Linked DNA regions of Homo sapiens: region 1 is linked to region 2. Evidence: read pairs that join two places in POLR2A ChIA-PET (ENCODE). Cell type or tissue: A673. All regions are shown on one strand. Each heading gives the region's core, and the rest is flanking DNA. Links, peaks and the distances in the headings are about the cores only.

What was found. Peaks named below come from ENCODE experiments on the same cell type or tissue, not always from the same donor. Only the 100,000 strongest peaks of a DNase experiment are listed, where the experiment ranks them.
Region 1: POLR2A ChIA-PET joins it to region 2 with 12 read pairs; 3 of 35 experiments call an interaction of 5 or more read pairs at or near these places.

What each region holds. Positions count from the first base shown.
Region 1 is chr11:12,897,437-12,902,823 of GRCh38, reverse strand. It overlaps TEAD1 (TEA domain transcription factor 1), which reads right to left. Exons shown (of 13, transcript NM_021961.6): 10 at 711-884. Among named protein-coding and RNA genes, the nearest start is that of TEAD1-AS1, 23 kb to the left of the region's middle. In A673, for the core only: no CTCF peak of the experiment used is centred there; a DNase peak (open chromatin) is centred at 2,073.
Region 2 is chr11:12,578,996-12,584,382 of GRCh38, reverse strand. No RefSeq gene overlaps it. Among named protein-coding and RNA genes, the nearest start is that of TEAD1, 93 kb to the left of the region's middle. In A673, for the core only: no CTCF peak of the experiment used is centred there; a DNase peak (open chromatin) is centred at 2,302.

The sequences.
Region 1 (5,387 bases), core at 113-5,112, 320 kb before region 2:
TAGACTGGACAGGTGGGGCAACAGGGGTTTGGCAGGACACAAGAGGAAGCTACCCTGGAACCAGGTCGCTTAGGGCCTTTAATGCCATGCTAAGGGGCACAAACACTTAAAACAGTTTTAAAAAAAAATGTGTGTAAAGGCTGAGGAATCATAAACTCGCAGCGCTAGCAGGTTATCTGGTGCCCCAATCCCTTAGCACACACACATTATACTTATGCCCATTCTGACCCATTAGCATTCCCCTGGCCCAAGGCTGACTAGTGCCAAAGGGTGGCAAAGCTCCTCTCAGAGGCTCTGGAACATCAGCAAAGCTGCAGCAGCCAGGGGACTTTGCCCGTCATTTTAAAGCACAAATGAAGTATACACTGGGCAAAGCAATTCTGTTTCCTCTCTGATGCTTACAAAATCTTGAAGCATGTAACTTTATTTTCATCCCAGCTCCGGGAATTTAAGTGAAGTCCAAAGAGGCTGCTTGTCCCTTGTGCCCTTTGGCAGGGACAGAGAATGTCACCCAGGTGCACCATGTGGATGCATAAGGCCGGCATGAGGACAGTTCACAGGTGTGAGTCCGTGCTCCCTTGGCAATTGTGCAGAAGCACATGAAGGTGCACTCAGTGTAAATCCAAAGCCAGCTGTGCTGCACTGTGCTCATGTAAGAGATGTGACCATTCAGACAAAAACCACGGAAATCACAGCAATGTCTTACTCACCCAGAATTTTACGAGGAAGAAGGCATTTTGAGGGCCCTTTCCAAACAGTTCCTTTAAGCCACCTTTCTTTTCAGGAAATTTGTCATAAATCTGACGAATGTCCACTGATTCAAGCAATGGGTCACTGTAAGAATGGTTGGCATGCCCAATGTGCACGAAGAGGTGTTTGTTGTACTGTAAGAAACCAACAGAAACATTCCCATTACAAACTCTTTGATCAACCTGGAACTCATCCATCTTGAACTGGATAAAGAGCAGTAGTACCAAAATTCTGGAATTAGGCCTTCCAGTCCAGGATCAATGCTTTTGAAATGATGAGTATGTTTAGAAAAGCGATTATAGCTTAGGGTTGAGACAATCATTGCTTTTTACTGACAAGGGCATATATTTTCCGAAATATCTAAAAAAGGCTTTTTTGCGGACACATTAATAACAACAGCTTAAGTTACCCAGCTACCAAACCAAGAAACAATTGTATTACCCAATTTCACCTGACCCAACTGAAAATGAAAGTGATACTCTTTGGAGCCCAATAAGAAATCTGTGTGCAGTTAGCTCATGTCATAACCCAGAATGCACTTCTTGTCCCAACTCTCCTGGGACAGCGTAGATACAGTGGTCTGAGCAATGGTACCCACTTCCTTCTTCCAGCAGGAATAAGAGTGCTGAGCCTCTTTGTCACCAGTCCCCTTAGTAACCAATCCAAAACTTCTACATAAGGGCTGCTCAATATGTCACTGTCAGTGCAAAGTTAGGACTGGGGTACAGATCACAGAGAAGATCTACAAGGCCATACATGGCTGATGAAAAAGAACACAGGTCACTCATTCATGAAAAAACAAACAAAAAACTCTAAACCACATTAAGTCATTTCACTCACAAAGTGAACCCTTTTCTTCCCCTTGCTTTGGGATAAGACATGGTAACTGGACCACAAAGGAGTGTGTCCAAACCAATGGTTCTCAACCCAGGCTACATCAGAATACCCAAGGATCATTTAAACATCACAAAGGCCTGGGCATAATCTGGATTAAACTGGAATCCCTGAGAGAGGCCAAACATCATAATTTTTAAAGCTTCTTCAGTGAATTCCAATACACAGCCAAATTTGAGACCACTGGTCTAGACGTTATACTCCAGACTCTTCGGGCATGCCTCTCCCACTGAATAGGCATTAATACCAACTTAATGTGACACAGACCAAGAAACCTGGGGATGCAGAGGCTCCATGGGCCTCAGAACCAAATAGGGTTCACTGAGAAACTCCATCCGCCTTCTTTATCTAGCAGTCCAAGTCTGCTCACATTCCAAGTTAAAACTGGCAATTCTCCAACTACTGTCCCTGAGTACTAATCTATTCCACAGGAAGTCCCAACTAACAGAAGGCTTGGGCAAAGCTGAGTATTATACATGGGTTAAGAATGTACAGTCCATGGAACTTAATCACTGGGACCTGCTTTAAAAAAAAAAAGATTGTGTGGGTCTAGACTCATCCTACTCAAGCACAAAACACTGCCCAAGGCAAACTAGCTATGATACTGCGCAAGTGCCTCTCAAGTCTCTAAAATGGGGACAGTGATGGCATTCACTTCACTGGATTGTTACAGGGTTTAAATAAGACACTCCACAGACTTCATCAGGGATCCTAGATCTAACAAGAATAAGCAGTCAATAAAATCTAGCTATTATTCTTTTAATAAGACCTCTCTTAGAGATTCACAGTAAATACTAGCGTATTAAAAGCAGTGCCATTGACTGGCCATGGTGGCTCATGCCTTTAATATCAGCACTTTGGAAGGCCAAGGAGGGAAACTCATTCAAGCCCAAGAGTTTGAGACCAGCCTGGACAACACAGTGAGACATCTCTACCAGAAAAAAAAAAAAAATCACCAGGTGTGGTGGTGCATGCCTGTAGTTCCAGCTACCTGGGAGGCTAAAGCAGGAGGATCACTTGAGCCTGGAAGATCGAAGGTGTAATGGAGCTATGATCATGCTGTTGCACTCCAGCCTGGGCAACACAGTAAGACCTTGTCTCTTAAAAAGGCACTTCCATAAAGAAACATTTTTAAACATATAATCTAGAGTTTCTCAAACTCAGTTGGTCACAAAACCCTATGAAATATATCCTGAAGGAATACTGGTTTAAATCTATAACCTGCTACCCACATTTGGATCTCTGGCCACCATGCCAAAAGACAGGAGGCTGGACACTCCATCTGATGCCAGTGTTGCATATAAGGGGCAGTGCAACTGAGGCCAGTATCTTTTGGAGAGGGCCAGGTCCCTCTCCTGTTCAACATCAGAGTGGTATCTTTTCCAAAGCTTCAAAAATCCTAAAAGGTATCAGGTGAGGTGAAAGAGAGAACCCTATCAAGCTCTGACATGGATGCAGCTGCATGGACTAGCCACCTGGCAGGTAAGACAGAAGCTGGGAGATACTATAAAACAACAGGGTCTGCCTCAGAAGGAAGAAATTATTTTTAAAAAGGTTAAAAGTAAAAGCCATTGTGTTAGGGAAGTGAGATTATGGGGGTGGGAAGAGGTGAGATTATAAGGGTAGGAGGGAACATCTTTGAGCTTTTTATACATTTTTTCAAATGTTGCCACATCACTTTTTCCAATTATAAACAACAGCCCATGGAAATGTATGAGACACAGTCACAGCTGCTAAGAAGCTTCTAGTCTTTCTAGTCTCAGTGGGCAAAAGTAAAAAAGAATAACATGGGCAAAGGTGTGGGCACAGACGTTGGTATAAAGGCAATCAGAAACACAAAATGGAATGGGGAGTACAGGGCAAAAGGCATTGTTTATTACCTAGACAACTGGCTATGTATCCGTCCATCCAACCCTGATTAACAACCTCTGCTTACAGCTAGCTCTCAGACCGCCCCAGTTCCAGAAGGCACCGCTTCTGTCCATTCTAGCGCCTTCTGCAAGGAGTGAGTTTATGGAAGGCATGAGATACAAGCCTTAGGGACTCACTGAGCTGAATCCCAGTCTCCCTTTAGGCTCCTCACTCCTAGCTGTTCTGCCTCGCTAGCTGCCCCTGGGCCAGGTCAGAGCTGGGGTGAAGTTGAGAAGCTGGGAAACTTGAAGTCTTTGTGCTTAACATCAAAATGTCCCTGCACTGCACTGCTGGAAATGGGAACCACGGCCCTGACATCTACAGGTCAAGAAGGTGAATGGGGGTAAAATCTACCACATACCAATGGGGACCATGAAGGTACAGCTGAAAAGCAAGGTGCTGAGTGTAAAGCACGAAAGCCTTGGAGCCAGACACAAACCTGAAACCTCAAGACTTCTCATATGTGCAATGGGGATATAATACCTGTAATATTTGCAACATATGTGAATATTAAAGGAGCTAATGCTCAGAAGGTGCTTGGCATAGGACCTGCCATATAAGAAATGTTTGATAGGGGCCAGGATTGGTGGCTCACACCTGTAATCCCAGCACTTGGGAGGCTGAGGAGGGTGGATCACTTGAGGTCAGGAGTTCGAGACCAGCCTGGCCAACACGGAGAAACCCCATCTCTACTAAAAATACAAAAATTAGCCGGGTGTGGTGGCACACACCTGTAATCCCAGCTACTCGGGAGGCTGAGGCAGGAGAATTGCTTGAACCCAGGAGACGGAGGCTGCAGTGAGCCAAGATCACACCACTGCACTCCAGCCTGAGCATCAGAGAGATACTCCGTCTCAAAAAAAAAAAAAAGTGTTCATGTTCAATAAATTATAGCTAAGATGACCATTGTTATAGTTTATTATCATGTGACATTCACTAGATCCTGAGGTAGAAGCAAAATAACTTTCCTGCTTTTGCTATCCCTCCTGCCTAGTAAAGAAAAAAGAAACACAAGCCAAGAGCTGGGAGCAAGCAGTGAAGCCAAGTGACTGTTCAAATCCCTGATAATGGCCCACTCATAACCAGCTGCTCAGAGTGTGGGCCTCTCACCTGTGCCTGAAGGAAGGAAGGAAGAGACCTTGTGTCCACTGGGCGCTGTGAGCAATGTGTTGTTTATAGATGTGATCTCAGGTAATCTTTGCCTCATGACGCTGCTGGAGGTGGATTTAATTTAAATCATTTTACAGATGAGGAAATAGAAGCTTAGAGATGAACTGACTTGCCTGAGGTCACACATCCAGGAATAGTCCTGGAGTTAATAAAACTTGGATCTGTCAACACCACAGCCCTTGCGTTTGCTGCAAACATTAATCACACTGTCCCCCAAAAGAAAATGTCTAAGCCTTTCTAACACCGTTAAACCAACGTTTTTTGAAAGTTGATTTGGGAAAGGAACAACAGCAAAAAAACTAAACAGCGTTTTAAAACTTCTATGAAGTTAAATTAGAATTAGTGACAAACATGATTCACAAATGCATCAGATAGAGTCCACAAAGGTTTCTATTTTGAGGAATTTACCTCTGTGTTCAAGGCTGAAATGAATAGAGAAGGGGCAGGCTGTCTTTGCCAAAGGAAACTGGGCACTGTCTCTACAAGGCTGGTGACTTGAAACCAAACTCTGACCATTGGCATCTGAGTGGCTTCACTGCTGCCAAGAGGTGGTGACTCTGTTTCTAAGAATACAAAGTACTACAGAAGGTGCCCTGGAGACCACAGCATTGAAACAAACAGACCACCCTCTCCCCTTCATTCAACCTGGGTAGGTCAGGAAT
Region 2 (5,387 bases), core at 314-5,313:
TTTACTTTCTGATCCATGATGGATGAGAGGATCCTATTTCTTTAAATGTTTGCTAATACTTGGTATTGCCAGGCTTAAAAATTTTTGCCTTCATATATCATTATAGCTTTAATTTGCATTTATCTGATCCTAATGAGGCTATTTTTTTAACGTAATTATTGACCATTTTGGTTTCCTCTCTCATGAAATTCCTGTTAAGTCATTTGTCCATTTTTGGTCTTGAATTGTCTTTTACTTAAGGATTCTTCAGTGTTCTTTATATGCAGTTTTTCATCAAATCTAAGATGCCATCATTAAAAATGTACCACTGTATTACATTAAGAACAAAAACATTTTCAATTACGTTGTAACCTGCCAGTGATCATAAGATGCACCCCAACGTCCATGATGGTAAAATGTGGAAAACTGTTTGTCTTAGATACAAAAACTATGGTGTTCTAAGTAGAAGACCTTTGCCAGTTATACGTGTTGCAAATAGCTTCTCCTGATTTGTTGCTTGGTTTTTCCCTCTCTTTATAGTTCTCTTTGATTAACTGCAGTTCTAGCTTTTAAGGAAGTCGAATTTATCTACCTTTTTCTCTACGGCTTTTTTTTTCTTTTTGCATCTTTTTAAAGAAATTATTTCCAGCTGTGAGATAATGAAGATATATTAATTTCTAAAAGTTACGTAGTTTTCTCCTTCTCATTTTACCTTTAATCTCCCTAGAGTTGATTTTAGTTATGGTGTAAAGTAAGGTCCAATGGCATCTTTCACCTTACGCCTGTGTCTTTTTCATTTTTGTCAACCTTTGTACCAATACTCTACTGAGTTTCCTGTAGCTTAACATCTGTTAGAACAACTTCCTCTCCATTTCTTCTTCTTCAAGGACATTTTTGGTTATTCTTGGCCCTTGGCACACATTTCACACACTCAAAATCCACTTCCTCCAAACAAAAAACTTGCTAGGACTTTGATTGGGATTGCTTTGAATCTATAGATCAATTTGAGAAATGACATAATAAAATTGGATCTTACAATCTATTAATGTGATTTGTATCTTCATTTTTGGAATCCTTATTGATTTCTCTTGATAATGTTTTATAGTTTTGTGAGTGTTTTGCAGAGTTACTGTAAGATATATTCCTGGGTATTTTAAATGCAGTTAAAAGCAGTATTTGTGTTTTTGTGTCTTGTTGCGATATATAAAAATATAATTGAGAGTTGTATATTGCCCTTGTATTCAGCAACATTTTATATTTCAAGTTTATTCTAATAATTCATTTACGGATTTAAAAATCACCTACATATATAATCAAAACATCTGTGAGTAAAATCAGTTCTGTTTCTTTTGTTTGCCATTATGCTAGGATTTCTAGTATCATAGTATAATAGTATAACAATCTAATACTGAAGAGAGACGATAATAGTGGGCAGTCTTGTCTTACTTTTTTTTTTCTTTTTTTTTTTGAGATGGAGTCTTGCTCTCGCCCAGGCTGGAGTGCAGTGGCATAATCTCAGCTCACTGCAACTTCCGCCTCCCGTGTTCAAGCGATTCTCCTGCCTCAGCCTCCTGAGTAGCTGGGACTACAGGCACGTGCCACCACACCTGGCTAATTTTTTGTATTTTTTAGTAGAAACAGGGTTTCATCATGTTGGCCAGGATGGTCTGGATCTCCTGACCTCATGATCCGCCTGCCTCGGCCTCTCAAAGTGCTGGGATTACAGGTGTGAGCCATTGTGCCCGGCCCTGTCTTGTCTTACTCTTGATCCCAAAAATAGCATTCCATAGTTCACAGTTTGCTGCTGGGTTTTTATTTTTGTAGTTACACTGTATAAGATTAATGAGTTTCCTTGTATTCAAAACCAAGCTTAATGGCTGAATGATCTTTAACTGGTTTCTTTACTTGTCTGTGAATTAGTGTCCTTATCAGAAAAATTGGATGTCCTACTCTAGATTCCCTAAAATGCAAACACTGGGACAAGGATTAAGTGCTAATGCTTTAGGTGAGAGATGTGATCCCAGGGCAGCAAGAAAGGATGAAAAGAAAAGGGAGGTGGTAAAGTGTGGGAAGCAATGTAGGGTAAAGCCTTTCTGCACTGGCTACTGTCATGACTACAAACACATAACTGCGTCTCAGCAGGTGAGTCAGTCACTCAGCCATGCATGAAGCCTCCAGACAGGCTGCATGGCCATCTATGTCTCAGCACAGTCAGTGGGCAGGAGGAAGGAGAGATTTTATCCTTCTGCTTCCTGTCTTTTACTAGTCAAAATTTTCCCCAATAGGAGTTAACTTTTCCACACTGTGGGTTGCATTATCAGGCTTTTTGGCAGCTATGTGTAGCCACTTCTGTGGAGTGGCATTTCATCTGGGTCTGGAGATTGTAGGAGGGGCCAGAGACTCCAGATAAGTGGCTGCTCAGCCTCAAGCAGCAGAAGGGTGTGTCCTTTGCCTGAGATGCTGAGTGAAGCAGAGCAAATGGCTGAGTCCAGGAGACAGGTGAGGCTGAGAGACTATGAGGAGGAACAGTAAATAGGTCAAGTTGATTGTGTGGATTAAATACATTACTTGCATTTAATCTTAGGTTAAATAAAATGCTCAGAAAAGTGCCTGGTATAAAGTGAGCTCTCAAATACTATTAACTAAAATGCAATCCAATTTATAATCCCTTTCTCTATAGACATTAATCTTTGTGAAATGCTTAAAGCCTTTCTCATTCAGCTATTCTAAAAGTATCATCCATCTGGATTTTATTTCGGTATAAGAAGTGAGGTCAGAATCACGCTTTATGTTTTTCCAAATGACTTGACATGGGTCCAAACACCACATATTGAATATTTCATATTTTTCCGTTCCTTTGAAATTTGGTTTGTAAGATATTGAACTTGCATATTTATTTGCTAATTTATTAGCTTTTAATTCTGTTCTATTGATACATCTGTAAATTCTATTGTACTGTTGTAAGGATTGTAGTTTTATGATAATATAGTACTGTAGGGTATGTTCCCATTTCTTGCTCTTCTTTTTAAAGATTTTCCTGATTATTTTCATATGTTTATAATTTTAGATAAAGTTAACAATCATTTTTAAGGTTTCTTCTCTTAAAAATGCTGTTGAGATTTTGATTGCGAATATATTAAATTTACAGTGTAAATTAGGAAATATGTATGATGGTGCAATATACTTTTAAAAAAAAGCTCTCTCCTTTTATTCAAGATTTAATGTTTATTAGTAAAATTTTGTAGTTTCCTATAAGTACCAAACATTTCTGGTTATATTATTGCTAGATACTTTATGACTTTCTGTAGTTGTGAATGGAATGCTTTCTTCTATCTTTATTTTACTTGATTATTGTTTGTATATTAGGAATCTATTGGCTAATTTTTAACAACCTTATTGAGTCATATTTTGTAGTATTATATCCATTTCAAGTGTTCAATGATGTTTGGTGACATTTAGTGAGTGGTCCAACTACTACCGTAAACTAGTTTTAGAATATTTTCATTCTCTGAAGATATATTTTATACTTATTTATAGTGAATCCCAGCCCCTACCCCCAGGACAACACCAGTCTACTTTCTATCCCTATAGATTTTCTGAACAATTCATGTAAACGAAATCTTGCTATATGTAGTTTCTTGTGTCTGGCTTGCTTTCACTTAGCAAGGTTCATCTATGATGTAGTGTGCGTCAGTATTTTGTTTTTACTGCTGAATAATATTTCACTGTATGGTTATACCACATTTCCTCTATTCATTTACCAGTGATGGACATTTAGATTCTTTCCAGTTTTGGAGTATTATGAATAATGTTACTGTGAACATGAAGTCTTTGTGTGGACATGTTTTCATTTCTCTGGGGCAGATACATAGGAGTGGAATTGTTGGGTTATACAGTAATATTATGTTTAACTTTTTGAGAAATTACCAAACTATTTTCCAAAAGGGCTATACTGTTTTACATTCCTACTAACAATGTATGATGGTTTTCTACTGACTTTAAAATATTTATGTTGTACGTGACTACGGAAAATTGTTTTTATTAACTATTTTTATGTTGATGCTTGTATTAATACACATTCTTTCTGTTTTGTTGTTGTTGTTTGTTTTGTTTTGTTTTTACTGGTAGGGTCTTGCTCTGTAGTCATGGCTGGAGTGCATTGGCACAATTACAGCTCATTGCAGCCTCGAACTCCTGGGCTCAAGTGACCCCCCTGCCTTAGCCTCCTGAATAGCTAGGACTATAGGCATGTGCCACTTATAGCTGGCTAATTTTTATTTAAAAATTTTTTTTGTGGCCGGGCGCGGTGGCTCACGCCAGTAATCCCAGCACTTTGGGAGGCCGAGGCGGGCACATCACGAGGTCAGGAGATCAAGACCATCCTAGCTAACATGGTGAAACCCTGTCTCTACTAAAAATACAAAAAAATTAGCCGGTCGTGGTGGCGGGCGCCTGTAGATCCAGCTACTTGGGAGGCTGAACTTGCAGTCTCCCGGGAGGCGGAGCTTGCAGTGAGCCAAGATAGCGCCACTGCACTCCATCCTGGGCAACAGAGCGAGACTCCGTCTCAAAAAAAAAAAAAAAAAACTTTGTAGGTATGATATCTTGTTATGCTTTCCCAGGATGGTCTCAAGTAATCCTTCCTCCTCAGCCTCCCAAAGTCTTGGGGTTACAGGTGTGCGCCACTGCACCCAGCAGAAAATATACTTAGTTGCACATGACAGCATTCCAACTCAAACTAGCTTAAGAAAAAATAAAAGAAAGTATATTGGTTTATGTAATGAAGAAGAACAAATGAAGTGTTGATCATAAACAACTAGAATTCAGGGAGTTAAAAGACTATCAGATGGGGTCCCTCTCAGCTATGCTTCTTAATCTTGAACATCTTGACAGATGATGCTTAATGGTACAGTTTTTGTCCTTTGATTTCTTTATGTAATATGTTTATCAATCTCTTGCTATTATACCATCCTTGGATCTCGAAATATACCCTATTTGGTCACATTGTATTATTTTACATCCTGCAGTATTTTTTGCTAACACTTTGATTAAAACTTTTTCTAGATACATGGGTGAGCTTGATCTTCTTTGTTTCATACTATCTTCAAGCAATTTGGTTATTAAAATGTTTACTAGTAAAATAAGTTCAAGAAGTTTCTATATTTTTATGTGGTCTGGAATAATTTAAATAGTATTATAATAATTTGTCCAATAGCTTAAAGCTCAATTCTAAAATCATTTGGAGTTAGTATTACTTTCACAGGTAGATTTCTTGTCATTTTCTAACAGCTTTTGTAATTGATGTATTCAATTTTTTTTGCTACTTCTTGCATTAATGTTGATAATTTTTATTTTGTTAGGAAATGATACATTTCCTATAGGTTTCCAAATCTGTAGCTGTGGAGTTG